Regions from separate parts of the Homo sapiens genome. Here region 2 is linked to region 1. Evidence: chromatin loops called from intact Hi-C (ENCODE). Cell type or tissue: chondrocyte. All regions are shown on one strand. Each heading gives the region's core, and the rest is flanking DNA. Links, peaks and the distances in the headings are about the cores only.

What was found. Peaks named below come from ENCODE experiments on the same cell type or tissue, not always from the same donor. Only the 100,000 strongest peaks of a DNase experiment are listed, where the experiment ranks them.
Region 2: it touches region 1 in a loop (4-fold over the local background); 7 of 110 quality-filtered maps call a loop at or near these places.

What each region holds. Positions count from the first base shown.
Region 1 is chr14:73,503,897-73,513,203 of GRCh38, reverse strand. It overlaps HEATR4 (HEAT repeat containing 4), which reads left to right. Exons shown (of 18, transcript NM_001220484.1): 7 at 1,055-1,198; 8 at 3,731-3,892; 9 at 4,910-5,070; 10 at 6,633-6,737. It also overlaps a transcript of ACOT1 not described here. Among named protein-coding and RNA genes, the nearest start is that of RIOX1, 18 kb to the right of the region's middle. In chondrocyte, for the core only: a CTCF peak has its summit at 4,393 (motif pointing left); no DNase peak of the experiment used is centred there.
Region 2 is chr14:73,864,322-73,872,321 of GRCh38, reverse strand. All of the region lies in intron 3 of PTGR2 (prostaglandin reductase 2), which reads right to left. Among named protein-coding and RNA genes, the nearest start is that of PTGR2, 16 kb to the right of the region's middle. In chondrocyte, for the core only: a CTCF peak has its summit at 3,926 (motif pointing right); no DNase peak of the experiment used is centred there.

The DNA of each region.
Region 1 (9,307 bases), core at 642-8,641:
TACAAGCATAAGCCACTGCACCCAGGCGACCCTATCTTATTGTTTTCCAAACTTTATGCTCAGCAAATGATGTATGAAGGGAAGAACAAAATATGCTGTCCAACCATTGTCCATGTCATAGTTGACTATGGTATCAGCAACCCCTCTCCAAAATTCATTCGTAGAGTTGGGGCTATCCTATACCTACTTTGCCTTCAAAGATAGGAGAGTAGAAGTCTGAGTGCCTGGGACAAAGTAATGGCCTGGCAAGGACTGTTGAAAGCTATGGTATTTGAGAACTCAATAGCTGCTGGCTTTCAGAACATGATAGACAAGCTTAGTTAGTGCAGGAAAAAGAGAGGCAATCCATTAGGTAAACTGGATCAGATAAACAATAACAAAAAAGACTGAAGGAAACACCTACAGATAATAGGAGCTTTGAAATAAAAGTCTGATACCTGCCAAAAGAGTATTTAGCAACTAAAATGAGGAAGATGTTGAAAGCCAAATGGAAGTGCCCTCAAAGACAAAGAACCTAATGAAAACCACAATAGTTAACATTTATTGAACCTTCATTATCTTGCCAGGCATTTTGCTAAACACTTTGTCTAGTTAACTCATTTAACAGTAAGAATAACTCAATATGTGGGTTCTAGTATTATGCCTGTATTACAAATAAGAAATCTCAGGCTCAGGGTTAAGTAACTTATCCACAGTCACACAGCTAATAACTGTGATCCCAAACCAGGTATGTCTGAAAACAAAGTACTCTTAACTACTTTGTTTTATTGTCACTTTTATTTCCCAGATGGTTACAACGAAAAGTGATTTAAAGAAAGAGAGATAGATACGATGGGGTTGGGAGAAGTTTTGTCTGGGAACTTACTTGTGAGGGTACATGGATCATCAGAGAAATAACTCCCTAAAGACCCCATCTCTGGGCCCTTTATTCTTCTGAGCTAATGTTTTGCTTGAATTATTCTGGGTGAAGGGCAGACTTCTTGTCACCTGCCTGCAGCACAATATCTAACCCTAACCAGGTGGTTCTCTTTTCATTTCCCTCACTGCGGCTCAGTCATAGAGTGGCACCATGAGACAGTAGAGAACCTGCTTCAGAGCTTGGGAGACCTGCATGATGACGTTCGGATCAAAGCTATCACCACATGTGCCACAGCTGCTTTGGAACGGCCCCGGATTGCCACCAGCCAGAGAGACTCAGGTGAGAGCCAAAGCTGAACTGCTTGAGAACATAAGCAACTCATAAAGCCATGGAACATCTGAACTGGTAGGGACCCAGGGCTTATCTGAGATCATTTTACAAATGTGGAAACCAAGACTTAGAGACTGGCCTATATATACATGCTTATCAGCAATAGAGACGAGATTAAAATTCCAGACTTCTAGTCCAGTAATTTTTGAACTACATTTCATCACCTTTTGTTTGCTCAGTGGCCTGCAGAGAAGTTAACATTTCCCACCTTGAAGATCCCATTCTTTTTTGTTTTTGTTTTTGGTAGAGACTGTGTCTTGCTATGTTGACCAGGCTAGTCTTGAACTCCTGGCCTCAAGTAATCCTCCCACCTTAACCTCCCAAACTGCTGGGATTACAGGCGTGAGCCACTGTGCCCAGCCAAGAGCCCATTCTTTTTTATTTTATTTTATTTATTTATTTATTTATTTATTTATTTATTTATTTATTTATTTTTGAGACAGAGTCTTGCTCTGTCACCCAGGCTGGAGTGCAGTGGCGCGATCTCTGCTCACTGCAACCTCCACCTCCCAGGTTCAAGCAATTCTCCTGCCCTAGTCTCCCGAGTAGCTGGGACTACATACAGGCGTGTGCCACCATGCCCAGCTCATTTTTTTGTATTTTTAGTAGAGATGGGGTTTCACCATGTTGGCCAGGCTGGTCTTGAACTCCTGACCTCAAGTGATCCACCCACCTCAGCCTCCCAAAGTGCTGGGATTACAGGCATGAGCCACCGCACCTGACAAAATCTTAAAATATGATTCACGGGCTTAGCTGTGCCACTCCTTGGGCAGTCAGCTAACCTCTCTGAGCTTCAAATTACCTATCTATAAAATGAGACTAGTGGTAGACAAAGGGATAACAAACCTTTCCCCTTCCTACTTGAGAATTTGAACTTCAGTTAAATGCCCACCTGTTCCCCTAAACACCTGATAAGAACTATCTTTATAGGCAACATTGGTTATGATATAAATCCTGTTTGATAAATTACATTGGGACTGAGAAGAGCTATAAGTGAAATATAAATACTTGATAGGGACACCATAGTTTGGGCCTCCCTGGATACTGTAACTTATAACAGGCAGGCCCTTTGTGGACCCTAGAATTGTGTCTATGGAGTTTTTATAAGAGATATTAGTTCCTGTAAAGCATAAATTCACCCAGTGAATAAACAACATGCTCCTGTGCTGTCCCCAAGACTCTGTGGAATGCTCAAGACAGCCTCAAGAACTGCAGCCAAAGCCAGGTGTGGTGGCTCACACTTGTAATTCCAGCACTTTGGAAGGCCAAGGCAGGTGGATCACCTGAAGTCAAGGGTTCAAGACCAGCCTGGCCAACATGGTGAAACCTCATCTCTACCAAAAATACAAAAATTAGCCAGGCGTGGTGACAGGTGCCTGTAGTCCCAGATACTCGGAAGGCTGAGGCAGAAGAATCGCCTGAACCCAGGAAGCAGAAGTTGCAGTGAGCCAAGATTGTGCCATTGTACTCCAGCCTGGGCAACAGAGCAAAAACTCTATCTCAAAAAAAAAACAAAAACAAAAACAAAAAAACTCCAGCCAACAGGGATGCCTGATGCTGCTGCCCTGTTGACAAACTATGCTCCTGTCCCATATTCTTCTGGTGCCATGCATGGCCCATGACAGTCTTATGAACCTTACTGTTTAGTTGAACCAAAAAAGACTCCCTAGTGAGCTCTACAATGATACCTACCTTGCCTAATTCAACCAAGGTTGAAAGATAACAAGATAATGTAAAAACACTATATTATAAAGCACTACCTAAATATAATTGTTCTTACAAATATAAAGGCTCAGCTGGGGGCGGTGGCACACGTCTGTAATCCCAGCACTTTGGGAGGCTGAGGCAGGTGGATCACAAGGTCAGGAGATCGAGACCATCCTGGCTAACACGGTGAAATCCCATCTCTACTAAGAATACTAAAAATTAGCTGGGTGCCTGTAGTCCCAGCTACTCGGGAGGCTGAGGCAGGAGAATGGTGTGAACCCAGGAGGCGGAGCTTGCAGTGAGCTGAGATCACACCACTGCACTCCAGCCCAGGTGACAGAACAAGACTCCGTCTCAAAAAATATATAAAATAAATAAATATATATATATATATATATATATATATATATATATATATATATATATATATATATATGGGCTCATGGGGCAAATTGGTTGCTTTTAATCACTAAAACTAATGGTGTAGTTCACTGTAGCCTAGCTGGAAACATTCTTCTTCGGCTTAAATATAGCTGTTTAGAGGCCAGATGATAAAGGATTGGGAATTGGCATACCAGCACACAGGTGAGCTTTAACACCTTGAGCAGAAAATCCTGCCCATCTGAAGGGCTCAGCTAAACTGTAATTATATTACATAGCACTAAGCAACTGCAGCTGGGACTGAGGTTGGCCACCACATGGCTGTAGGAAGGAAGCTGTGTGTGAGAAAAGCAAAGGGGCTAGTACTCTCTTACCTGGCTCTTTTGATCACAGACAAGACCATCCAGGACTTGCCGGAGGTTCTACTGCCTGCCCTAGAGGCTGCTCTTTGTGACAAGAATGCCCATGTGCGGATGGCAGCAGCAATATGCCAATATGCCATACAGTCACATAATCCCCTTGCCCGGAACATCATGCAGACTGCCCTTCTGAAGGGTGAGTAACTCCCTGTTACTTCTGACCTGGAAATATGGGATAGACATCTCACTATCAGCTTTCCCAGTCCTTTCCTCTCCACTGTGATGCTCTGCAATGTCTGCTGTATTGGGTTTAGATTTATGTTAGACCATTTGAAAATTAGGACCAGACACTGTCGCTCACACCTGTAATCCCAGCACTTTGGGAGGCCAAGGCGACAGGATCACCTGAGCATAGGAGTTCTAAACCAGCCTGGGCAACATAACAAGACCCCATCTCTATAAAAAATTTTAAAATTAGCCAGGTGCGGTGGTGTGCTCCTGTAGACCCAGCTACCTAGGAGGCTGAGGCAGACCTATATATACATGCTTATCAGAGTCAGCTTGAGCCCAGGGGGTTGAAGCTGCAATAAGCCACAATGGTGCCACTGTACTCCAACCTGGGTGACAGAGCAAGACCCTGTCTCTAAAAAAAAGGAAAAAAAGAAAATTTGCTCTTTCTAGGTACTTTAACAAAACAGGTACACTGCCACCAAGTGGTAGCTGGACTAAATTTTTTTTTTTTTTTTTTTTTTTTTTGAGACAGAGTTTCACTCTCGTTGCCCAGGCTGGAGTGCAATGGTGGGATCTCAGCTCACACTGCAACCTCCGCCTCCTGGGTTCAAGCAATTCTCCTGCCTCGGCTTCCCAAGTAGCTGGGATTACAGGCGCATGCCACCACGCCTGGCTGATTTTTGTATTTTTAGTAGAGATGGGGTTTTACCATGTTGGCCAGGCTGGTCTTGAACTCCTGACCTTAGGTGATCCGCCCACCTTGGCCTCCCAAAATGTGAGGACTACAGGTGTTAGCCACCGTGCCCAGCCAATATGATTCTTCTCAATATGGTTTAAATAAGAAATTGTATTTCTAGACTGAGTGGGGCACAAGGAAGTGAGATATCAGGTGGGGTAGCAGCCTTGGGTATCAATCCAAAGGCTGTTCTCTAGGGGGAAAACACATCACCATTCTGAACTCTTTTTCACCCAACTGTGGCAGGTAACAGTGTGGATAGCTGGGCTGCAGCTCAGTGCTTGGCTCTGGAAGGTACTGCTACTTACCCTGTGATTAAGAGGATCCTCCACCAGCTGTTTACAAAGAAGAATGAGGACACTGAGGAACAGTCTTATATCCTCCTGAGCTATCTGAGTGAGAAGACAGTATGTGTCCATTACCGGGTCAGACACAGTTTTGGGGAGCAATTAGGTCTTTGAGGTCAGTGAATGTAAGCAATCTGAAATGCAGCTGGGGCCGGGGCAGTGGCTTATGCCTGTAATCCCAACACTTCGGGAGGCCGAGGCAGGTGGATCACTTGAGGTCAGGAGTTCGAGACCAGACTGGCCAACATGGGTGAAACCTCATCTCTACTAAAAATAAAAAAATTAGACAGGTGCAGTGGTACCACACTGAGTAGTCCCAGCTACTCGGGAGGCTGAGGCATGAAAATCACTTCAGCCTGGGAGGTGAAGGTTGCAGTGAGCTGAGATCACGCCACTACACTCCAGCCTAGGTGACAGAGCAAGACTCTGTCTCAAACAAATAAAATAAAATGCAGCTGGGCTGGGCATGGTCGCTCACGCCTGTAATCCCAGCACTTTGGGAGGCTGAGGTGGGAGTATCCCTTGAGTCCAGGATTTCAAGACCAGCCTGGGCAATATAGTGAGACCCTGTCTCTACAAAAAAAGAAATAAAATTAGTCAGGCATGGTGGTATGTGCCTGTAATCCTAGCTACTCAAGAGGCTGAGGTGGGAGGATCACTTGAGCCTGGCAGGTTGGGGCTGCAGCGAGCTGAGATCACACCACTGTACTCCAGCCTGAGCGACAGAGCAAGACCCTGCCTCAAAAAATTAATTACACAATTAATTAATTAGATAAAATGCAGCCGGTTGGGTTGACAATCTCAAGCATAAGTAAACGTAGAATAAGCATGAGTAAACCTGGGTGTAGAGGTGTATACAAAGGGAAGTCACAATAGTTAGCTGAGAGAAAAGTGAGAATTAGGTTGCAAATGGTCTCTATTTGCATATGCAAGAAGAGTTCTGACATGTAGAATTTGCTTCTGCTAGAAGTTTACCATTGAAAACTGCAGAGGCCTATATTTGTGTTTAGTTACTTTCAATAGAAATGTGAAAGTCATAAGCTTGAGGCATATAAAAATCATTTTAGGGGTAAAAACAGTTAAAGACAGAAGGCCGGGCACGGTGGCTCACGCCTGTAATCCCAGCACTTTGGGAGGCCGAGGCAGGCAGATCACCTGAGGTCAGGAATTCAAGACCAGCCTGGCACCAACATGGTAAAACCCCGCCTCTACTAAAAATACAAAAATTAACCGGGCGTGGTGGCAGGCGCCTGTAATCCCAGCTACTTGGGAGGCTGAGGCAACAGAATCACTTGAACCCGAGAGGCGGAGGTTGCAGTGAGCCGAGATTGTGCCACTGCACTCCAGCCTGGGGGACAACCTTCTCAGAAAAAAAAAAAAAAAAAAAAACAGTTAAAGTCAGGAAAGGAAGGTCCCAGTTTTCTGTTTAAGTTATTAAATTTGTATTTTGTTCCCCAATTTATGATCCCAGAGTCAGTTGGCTGTGATGGAAACATGCCCCATCTCTTGTAAGCCCACTGGTGACATTAATTATGCAGGATGCCATTTCAGAATGTAACTTCAAGGTTCTAGTATCTCTAAAAGTGATTGTGAATATCCATACAAGTCTTCCATTTCCTCAGACCCTGATACACACCATGCTTGCTGTGGAGCTGAACAGCTGTCAATGGAAGAACCGGATTGTGGCCTGCCAGGCTTTCTCCCGGATCAGTGGAAATGTCTGCTTGGTAAACCTCTTTCTTTGCCTCCAGGACAGAAAGCCTAAGAGAGGCTGAGCTACAGAGGCCTTCTACTTTTTGCTGCTATGTATTATTCCATTCTTACCAAACAGATCTCTGTTCCCACATCACTACTTCTTACTTCTAGCCCAGAATTATCTTCAAATGCTAATATGTCTGTCTGGAAGCCAATGCTTCTCAGTGCACTGGTGGTCCATAAACTGTTGGTAACTGATCCACAATGAAATAGCACAAAAACTGACAGGAGTTTAGAAACGTTTATAGTAGGCCGGGTGCGGTGGCTCACATCTGTAATCCCAGCACTTGGGGAGGCCAAGGCAGGCGGATCACGAGGTCAGGAGTTGGAGACCAGCCTGACCAACATGGTGAAACTCCATCTCTACTAAAAATACAAAAATTAGCAGAGTGTGGTGGCACGCGCCTATAATCCCTGCTACTTGGGAGGCTGAGGCAGGAGAATCGCTTGAACCCAGGAGGCAGAGGTTGCAGTGAACCAAGATCTCACCACTGCTCTCTAGCCTGGGTGACAGAGGGAGACTCCATCTCAAAAAAAAAAAAAAAAAAGAAACGTTTATAGTAATTTGATATTGCCTCAATATCAACAGACTTTATCAGTCAATGACATATTTCCCCCCCGCCAAAATTGGTTCTTCATCAAAGATCATTCGAGAAGCACTGACTTAGACTACCCAAAAACCCATCTAAATGAGTGTCTGTGCTGCTTCTCAGAGTGTTCGGCACACACATATAAAACATAGTCCCGGCCGGGCACGGTGGCTCACACCTGTAATGCCAGCACTTTGGGAGGCCAAGGCAGGTGGATCAGAGCTCAGGAGTTTCAGACCAGCCTGGCCAACATAGTGAAATCCTATCTGTACTAAAATACAAAAATTAGCCAGGTGTGGTGGCTGGCACCTGTAATCCTAGCTACTTGGAAGGCTGAGGCACAAGAATTGCTTGAACCTGGGAGGGAGAGGTTGCAGTGAGCCGAGATCGCACCACTGCACTCCAGCCTGGGCGACAGTGCGAGACTCTGTCTCAAAAAACAAAACAAAAAAAAACAAAACAAAAAAACCATTGTCCCAACTTTCACAAAATTAACACTATGGTAGGAACAATAAGACTAATATACACAAATGATTCAAGAACAAGCAATAAATATAAGGTACCCTTTTAAAACTTTTCAGAGAGAGAGAGATTAGTGTGGGTTAAATTTATTGGTTAAAGTTCTGTGAAGGGGTCCGGTACGGTGGCTCATGCCTGTAAGCCCAGCACCTTGGGAGGCTGAGGCGGGTGGATCACTTGAGACCAGGAGGTTGAAACCAGCCTGGTCATCATGGCAAAACCCCATCTCTAATTAGCTGGGCATGGTGGCACACACCTGTCATCCCAGCTACTTGGAGGCTGAGGCAGGAGAATCGCTTAAACCTGGGAGGCGGCGGTTTCAGTGAGCCAAGATCGTGCCACTGCACTCCAGCCTGGGCGACAGAGCGAGACTCCATCTAAAAAAAAAAACAAACCAACTGTCGGTGAAGATGGTGGGGCTCAGCTAGAACTAAAGAGGGAATTCCAGGCAACACTTCGTTTTTGCCATTATTTCCCAATCATCTTCAGCTGTCCAAATGGGAGCTTTCCCTTCTTCCTATGTGCTACTTCATCTTTTCCTTATAACTTTGGATATCTCCAGAATAGCCCAGAACATTGCCATTCCCATGATAAGTGAACAACCTCCACTCTGTAACCCTGACATTTTGATATGGGAAGCACAAAATCTGGCCACTCAGTACAGTAATCACCTGAAAAGGTTTTGGACTTGGGTTAGTTCTGTCTCAAGTGCTATAGCACCCTGCTGCTAAAGTCCTGGACCAGCAGCACAGGCGTCACCTAGGAGCATTATTAGAAATGCAAAAATCGGCCGGGCACAGTGGCTCGCACCTGTAATCCCAGCACTTTGGGAGGCCAAGGAGGGCGGATCACGAGGTCAGGAGATCGAGACCATCCTGGCTAACACGGTGAAACCCTGTCTCTACTAAAAATAAAAAAAATTAGGCGGGTGTGGTGGCAGGCACCTGTAGTCCCAGCTCCTCGGGAGGCTGAGGCAGGAGAATGGCGTGATCCCAGGAGGTGGAGGTTGCAGTGAGTTGAGATCGCACCACTGCGCCCCAGCCTGGGCAACAGAGCGAGGCTCCGTCTCAAAAAAAAAAAAAAAATTAGCCAGGCTTGGTGGCACATGCCCATAATCCCAGCTACTCAGGAGGCTCAGGCAGGAGAGTCACTTGAACCCAGGAGGCGGAGGTTGCAGTGAGCCGAGATCGTGCCATTGCACTCCAGCCTGGGCAACAAGAGTGAAACTCCGTCTCAAAAAAAAAAAAAAAAAAGAAATGCAAAAATCTCATCTTAAGCCAGCTCAATCAGAATCTGCATCTTAACAATATCATTTTAACAACTTCCAATTCATTTGTACCTTCACCTCCTTGGCACTTGTCACTTAGAATTGACAACTGAAAGTAAAAAGACATGCAGAGCTAGCAGGGGTTGAGGTAAAGATGATGAGGACT
Region 2 (8,000 bases), core at 1-8,000, 360 kb before region 1:
CCAAAAAGAAGTGAAGTGAATTTTATACAGTTGCTCATCCCAACTTCAGACCAAGTACGCTCCCTATTTCATGCCCCCTAACCTCAGATAAGTGCTCTCTTCACCCCTCAAAGACAGAATGTCACAATGGGACTGCACCCCATCTCAAGAGGAAGGCTAACAACTTCTCTTGGTAGCAGTCAAGGCTCTCTTCCTCTGTGGCTCACTCTTGCCTCTATCATGAAATCCAAAATGTAGAGGACGACAGCACGGACCAGGAAATGGAAAACATGGAAGGACACCTGATTAAGGGGTCCCATGTGGTTCGGTGTACCCAGGTAAAACGGGTAAAAGACGAAACAGAGAACTGATGCAGAAGCTTCTGTAAGAATACATTTGCTTCTGCTTGTGTGCCACCTCCCACGTATTCCTTAAAAGCAAGTGCAGCCATAGACACTGGCCAGACCAAGGGCACTTAAACACAGCTAGTAGGAAAAATGGAAATAAGCTCTCTGAGATATAGGAAAAAAATCTACTTTTTCCTCCTTTCACTCACCACTCAACACTTCTAAAAACAGATGTGGAGGGGTATTTCCCCATACACCAACCAAGCAATTCTGCAGAGGACATCAACTGGGTGTCCCCTAATTCCATTCAGTTCAACTGTGACACTATCTACCTGGATATAGTGTCAGGTCCCACAGATTAAAGGCTCAGTCCCACAAGACTGCACCTACTTCAGATGCCAATCTCAAGCCCTAGGTTATGGTCTGTGCTTCTGACAAACTGGCTATAAATCAGGGTCCCCACTCTACCCTCTCCTTTGGTTTAATTTGCTAGAGCACCTCACAGAAGTCAGAGAAATACTTTACTCACATTTACTGTTTATTATAAAGGATATTACAAAGGATATAGATGAATAGCCAAATAAAAATAATAAAAATTTTTTAAAAAGACAAAAAAAGAACAAAAATTAAAAAAAAAAAAAAAAAAAAAAAAAAGATGAACAGCCAAATAGAAGAGATGCATGGGGTAAGTTATATGGGAAAAGGCGTGGAGTTTCCACACCCTCTCCAGGTGCACCACCCTACAGGAATCACCATGTGTTCAGCTATTTGGAAACTCCTCAATCAGGTCCTTTTGGGTTTTGATGAAGGCGTCATTATATAGACATGATTGATTAAACCACTGGCCATTGGTGATAAACTCAACCTTCACCTGCTGTCCCCTACCTGGAGGTAAGGTGGTAGGAATAAAAGTTCCAACCCTCTGATCATATGGTTGGTTGCCTTGGTAACCAGCCCCCATCCTGAGGCTATCCAGGAGCTCCCAACCACTTGTCATCTCATTAGAATACAAAAAGACACCTTGGAGATTCCAAGGGCTTTAGGAATTGTGTGCCAGCAAAGAGCAAGAAGACCAAATATTTCCTATTATAAATCACAATATCACACAAGTAATTCCCTATAGCTAAACAAATGATGTCAACAGAACAGAATGTTATTAACCACTAAAATAATAATATTTGAACTAGTTTTTCCATATAAAGTCACTTAAAGAATATGAAAGCACATCTGTAAACCCACCACTTTGGGAGGCTGAGGCAGGAGGATCGCTTGAGGCCAGGACTTTGAGACCAGACTGGCCAACACAGTAAGACACTCCTCTCTGTCAAATGAAAATAAAAATTTTAAAAAGAATAAAAAGAATATGAAAGCCAAGTTGTATATGCACATTAAGGATAATCATGTAAAATACTGTGTACACATAATGATTAATTTTAGTTGTGAATTTGGAATGATATAAAATCTCAATTATTTAATGTTTGTTAGACTCCCTTTTCCCTTTTAAAGCTGCTTAAGAGGTCTGGTGTGGTGGCTCATGTCTGTAATCCCAGCACTCTGGGAGGCCAAGGCGGGCAGATCACCTGAGGTCAGGAGTTTGAGACCAGCCTGGCCAACATGGCGAAACCCCATCTCTACTAAAAAATACAAAAATTAGCTGGGCGTGGTGGCAGGCATCTGTAATCCCAGCTATTCAGAAGGCTGAGGCAGGAGAATCACTTGAACCCGGGAGGCAGAGGTGGCAGTAAGCCAAGATTGTGCCACTGCACAGAGCAAGACTCTATCTCAAAAAAAAAAAAAAAAAAGGTTGCTTAAGATTTTTCTATTTTTTAGAGTTGGGGTCTTGCGTTGCTGCCCAAGCTGGACTTGAACTCATGGCTTCAAGCCATCCTCCCACCTCAAGTCTCCCAAGTAGCTGGAATTACAGGCCCAAGCCACCATGCCCAGCTGATTCTTTTTTTTTTTTCTCTCTGAGACGGAGTCTCTGTCACTCAAGCTGGAGTGCAGTGGAATGGCACAATCTCAGCTCAATGCAACCTCCGCCTCCCCGGCTCAAGCGATTCTCCTGCCTCAGCGTCCTGAGTAGCTGAGATAACAGGCACATGCCACCACGCCTGGCTAATTTTTGTAGTTTTCGTAGAGACGGTGTTTCACCATGTTGGCCAGGCTGGTCTCAAACTCCTGACCTCAAGTGATCCGCCCGCCTCAGCCTCCCAAAATGCTGGGATTACCAGCATGAGCCACCTCGCCCAGCCTGATTATTTTTTTTAAAGGAATGAGGCATAGAGAATGTCTAGTGAAAGTATCCCAAAGTGATTTTTCTTCCTTCCTTTATGCAATTAACATTTAATAAACATTATGCTAGTCACTGGAGATACAGTGATAAATACGAACTTTGTTTTCATAAACTTTTTTTTTTTTTTTTGAGGCACGGTCTCACTCTGTTGCCCAGGCTGGAGTGCAGTGGCATGATCACAGCTCACTACAGCTTCGACCTCCTGGGCTCAAGTGATCCTCCCACTTCCCGGGCTCAAGTGATCCTCCCACCTCCCGGGCTCAAGTGATCCTCCCGCCTCAGCCTCCAGAGTGGCTGGTGCACCTTAACACTCACCTAATTTCCTTTTTTTGGTATTGATGGCATCTTTCTGTGTTGCCCAGGATGGTTTCAAACTCCTGGGGTCAAGTGATCCTCCTGCCTCAGCCTCCCAGTGTGCTGGGATTATAAGTATGAGCCATGGCACCCAGCCCATAAGCTTACTTTTTACTAAGGAAGACAGATAATCTAATAACTACACAAATGTAATTATTACTTTCAATTGGGATAAATGCTGAATGTCAAGAGGAAAATATCAAAGAGAGGTCTGGACTAGTCTGAGGGTTCAGGGTGATTTACCAAAGGAAATCTCTTTAAAGCAGGCATCTAGGGAATAACAGGGATTACCAGGTAAAGGGAAAGGAGTGGGAAGAGGCTTTTAGATAGAGGGCCAACATGTATGAAGGCTTGCTTTAATATGTACCTGGGACTCTGTTTTAACCAGGTATGGTAAAATGATAGATACGAAGACAACTGCCTTGAAAGAAGAATTTCTTACAGTTGCCGAGAGGGGAGGGCACAATATGCCAAGAAGGGTCGCATGGGGAAGCACAAGAGTTGGTCAAGAGGGCAAAGGAGCAAGGAAGAGCATGGCCCAGAGTCTTCTTTTTTTTTTTTAAGGAAGAAGTATCTTTGGTTTCCACAGGAAAGAACGGGCAAGGCAGGGTAGGTAACCTTGAGTATATTACATGACAGCTTTAATAATGTCAGAGGGCTCTGATATACAGGGGTGGTTCTTAAGTTGTGCAGCATCTGGCCCTGAGGTGATTTAAGGCAGGGGAGTGTGAGTTAGATAGAGGAGGAGTTTAGGGATATGGGCTTTGGATTGGTTGGTTTGTATATGAATGGCAAGACTCAAATGCAAGTTGTTATCTCTAAAAATAAGCAAATCCTGCCAGGGACAGTTACTCTAGGATTCACAAGCCCCCTAAGATGTCAAAACATCCTAAAATACACTAAATTAAAAACATGATTCATACAAAGATTAAGCAGAAGGGGGCACTGATGTGTTACAAAAGACAGACATCCACTGAGGCAACAGTGTGAGGGTAATTGGCAGGCTTCTCTGAGCCTGGACAGGTAAAGGAGTCAGGTTATGTAGCTTCTTTTTTTTTTTGAGACAGAGTCTTGCTCTGTTGCCCAGGCTGGAGTGCAGTGGCGTGATCTCGGCTCACTGCAACCTCGGCCTCCCGGGCTCAAGTGATTTTCCTGCCTCAGCCTCCCAAGTAGCTGGGACTACAGGCATGTGCCACCACGCCTGGCTAATTTTTTTGTATTTTTAGTAGAGACGGGGTTTCACTATGTTGGCCAGGCTGGTGTCAAACTCCTGACCTCAGGTTATCCACCCACCTCGGCCTCCCAAAGTGCTAGGATTACAAGCGTGAGCCACCGTGCCTAGCCCAGGTTATGTAGCTTCTTAGACCATGTCAAGGCTGATTGGTCTCAATTCCAAAACTAATGGGAAGCCATTAAACCACTTTAAGCAAGGTGACACAATTAGTTGCTGTTATAAGAAGAATCACTCTGGCATTCTGGCTGCAGTGTGAAAAATGGCTTAAAGGGGCAAAGTGTGTATGCAAGGGTACCTACCCCATTAGGAAAGAAACAACGGTGATTCAGACTAGGTAGACTTCCCTGGAATTACTAAGACATGGACTGAATTGAGAGGTATTTAGGAGGTGGGATCCACAGGACCTGGTAGAGGCAAAATTCTCAAGACTGTGCTTTCTAGCATGAAATGAGTAAGTAGACAAAATATTTACTTCCCTGGAGGAAAAAGAGGTTTTTTGGTTTTTGTTTTTGCTTTGAAGTTGGGAGTGTTCGAAGTGAAGATCATTAATTCAATTTATATTATAATCCTAGTTGTTCCATCATTTTTCCTCCCCTAAAATCTTTTTTTTTTAAAGACAGAAAGAAATTAATGAACACCCAAATAAGTAGAAAGACATCATGCATTCATGGATCAGTGTATTAGGATATTGTTTTCATCAGAATTCTCCAGAGAAACAGAACCAACAGGATACATACATATCTATGAAGAGATTTATTATAAGGTATTGGCTCATGCAGTTAGAGAGGCTAAGAAGTCCCATTATCTGCCATCTGCAAGCTGAAGACTCAGAAAAGCCAGCAGTGTGGTTCCAGTGAATGAGAGCAGGTAAGCTGACAGTAGAGATTCTAGTCCAGATCTGAAGGCCTGAGAACCAGGAACTCTGAGGACAGGAGAAGAATGATGCTCCAGCTTAAGCAGTCAGAGTTAGTTCAACCTTCTTCTTCTTCTTTTTTTTGTTTTTTTGTTTTTTTTTTTTTTTTTTTTGAGACAGAGTCTTGCTCTGTCACACAGGCTGGAGTGCAATGCCGCGATCTTGGCTTACTGCAATCTCCGCCTCCCGGGTTCAAACAATTCTCTTGCCTCAGCTTCCTGAGTAGCTGGGATTACAGGTGCCTGCCACCACACCCGGCTAATTTTTGTATTCTTAGTAGAGACGGGGTTTCACCACGTTGGCCAGGCTGGTCCTGAACGTCTGACCTCAGGTGATCTGCCCGCCTCAGCCTCCCAAAGTGCTGGGATTACAGGTGTGAGACACCGCACCCAGCAACCTTCTTCTACATTTTGTTCTCCTTAGGCCCTCAATGGACTGGATGATGCCCACCCACATTAGAGAAGGACATCTGCTTTTTTCAGTCCACCAATCCAAAAGCTAATCTCTTCTAGAAACACCCTTGCAGACACACCCAGAAATAACGTTCAACCAGCTATTTAGACATCCCATGGCCTAGTTAAGTGGACACATAAAATGAACCATCACAGAAGACAATACTCCCCAAATTGATCTACAGACTCAAAGCAATCCCTATCAAAATCCCTATCAAAATCTTCTGTGCAGAAACTGACAAGCTGGTTCTAAAGTTCATATGAAAATTCATGGGACCCAGAAGAGCCAAAACAATCTTAAAAAAGAAAAACAGGCCAGGTGGGGTGGCTCACACCTGTAATCCCAGCACTTTGGGAGGCTGAGGCGGGAGGATCACAAGGTTAGGAGATCAAGACCATCCTGGCCAACATGGTGAAACCCTGTCTCTACTAAAATACAAAAAATTGTTCAGGCATAGTAGCTCATGCCTGTAATCCCAGCACTTTCGGAGGCCGAGGTGGGTGGATCACCTGAAGGTCAGGAGTTCAAGACCCACCTGGCCAATATGGTGAAACCCCGTCTCTGCTAAAAATACAAAATATTAGCCAGGTGTGGTGGTGGGTGCCTGTAGTCCCAGCTACTCAGGAGGCTGAGGCAGGGGAACCACTTGAACCCGGGAAGTGGAGGTTGCAGTGAGCCAAGATAGCGCCACTGCACTCCAGACTGGCGACAGAGCAAGACTCCATCTCAAAAAAAAAAAAAGAAAAACAGATTGGAAGACTCACACTTGCTCATTTCAAAACTTATTACAAAGCTACAGTAATTAAGAGAGCGAGGTACTAGCATGACAGATATACAGATTGCTAGAATAGAGTTGAAAGTCCAGAAATAAACCCTCATATTTATGGTCAGTTGGTTTTCAACAAGAGTACTAAGACAAACCAATGAGGAAAGAATTATCTTTTCAACAAACAGTGCTGGTTCATGTCCCTTCGTGGTCAAATATTTCTGGTCTCTCTTAAAAAAAAAAAAAGTGCTGACACGACTGTATATTCACTTGCAAAAGAGTGAAGTTAGGTCAGGTGTGGTGGCTTGCACCTATCGTCCCAGTTACTTGGGAGTCTGAGACAGGAGAATCACTTGAGCCCAGGGAGTTTGAGATTGTAAAAAAGAATGAGTTGGGCCCTGTGATGGATAATTTTAGGCGTCAACTTGACTGGATAGAGGAATGCCTAGATGGCTTGTGAAGCATTGTTTCTGGATATGTCCTTGAGGGTGTTTTCAGAGGTAACTAGCAGGTGAGTCTGTGGACTATGTGGTGAAGATCTGCCCTCAATGTGGGTGGGCACCATCCATTCAACAAGGAGCCCAGATGGAACAAAAAAGCAGGTGAAGGACAAATTCTCTCTCTCTCCTGCAAAGCAGGACACCCTTCTTCTCCTGCCCTCTGACATAAGAACTCCAGGTTCTTCAGCCTTTGTACTCTGAGACTGCACCCATGGCTTCCTGGGCTCTCAGGCCTTGGGACTGACAAGTATACCAATGGCTTCCTTGGTTGTCGGGCCTTCCAGCTTGGATTGAGCCATGCTACCAGCTTCTCTGGTTCTCCAGTTTGTAGACAGCCTATCATGGGAACTCTCAGCTTCCATAATCTTGTGAGCCAATTCCTCTTATAAGTCCCCTCTCATATATATGTGTGTGCATGTCTGTGGGTGCATGCCTATGTGTGTGTTTGTGTTTCTGTCTCTCTAAAGAATCTTGATTAATACAGACCCCTTCCTCATACGCATACATAGAGTTTAACCCAAAATGTGTTACTGACTTAAATGTTAGAGCAAAACTATAAAACTCTTAGCAGAAAATATACGACTAAATCTTCATGACCTTAAGTGAGGCAAAGCCTTCTTAGATATGAGTCTGAAAGTATTGAAAGTATACGTGACAAACAAAAAAAGAGATAAATCGGACTTTATCAAAATTAAAAACTTTTGTGCTTCAATGGATACTATCAAGAGAATAAAAAGACAACCTACAGCATAGAAGAAAATATTTATAGATCATACATCCAGCAAGAAGCTTATATCAAGAATATATAAACAACTCTTACAACTCAGTAATAAAAACACAGATAATCCAACTTTTAAAATGCACAAGAAATCTGAATAGACATGTCTCCAAAAAAGACATGCAAATGACCAATAAGCACATTAAAAACATGCTCAACATTATTAGCCATAAGGAAATACAAAAGAAAACCACAAGGAGATATCACTTTACACCAACTAGAATGGCTATAACCAAAAAGACAGATAATAACAAGTGTTAGTGAGGATGTGGAAAACTGGAACCTTCACACACTGATGGTGGGATTGGAAAATGGTAAAGCCACTTTGGAAAATAGTTCGGTAGTTCCTCAAAAGGTTAAACATATACTTACTGTATGACCTA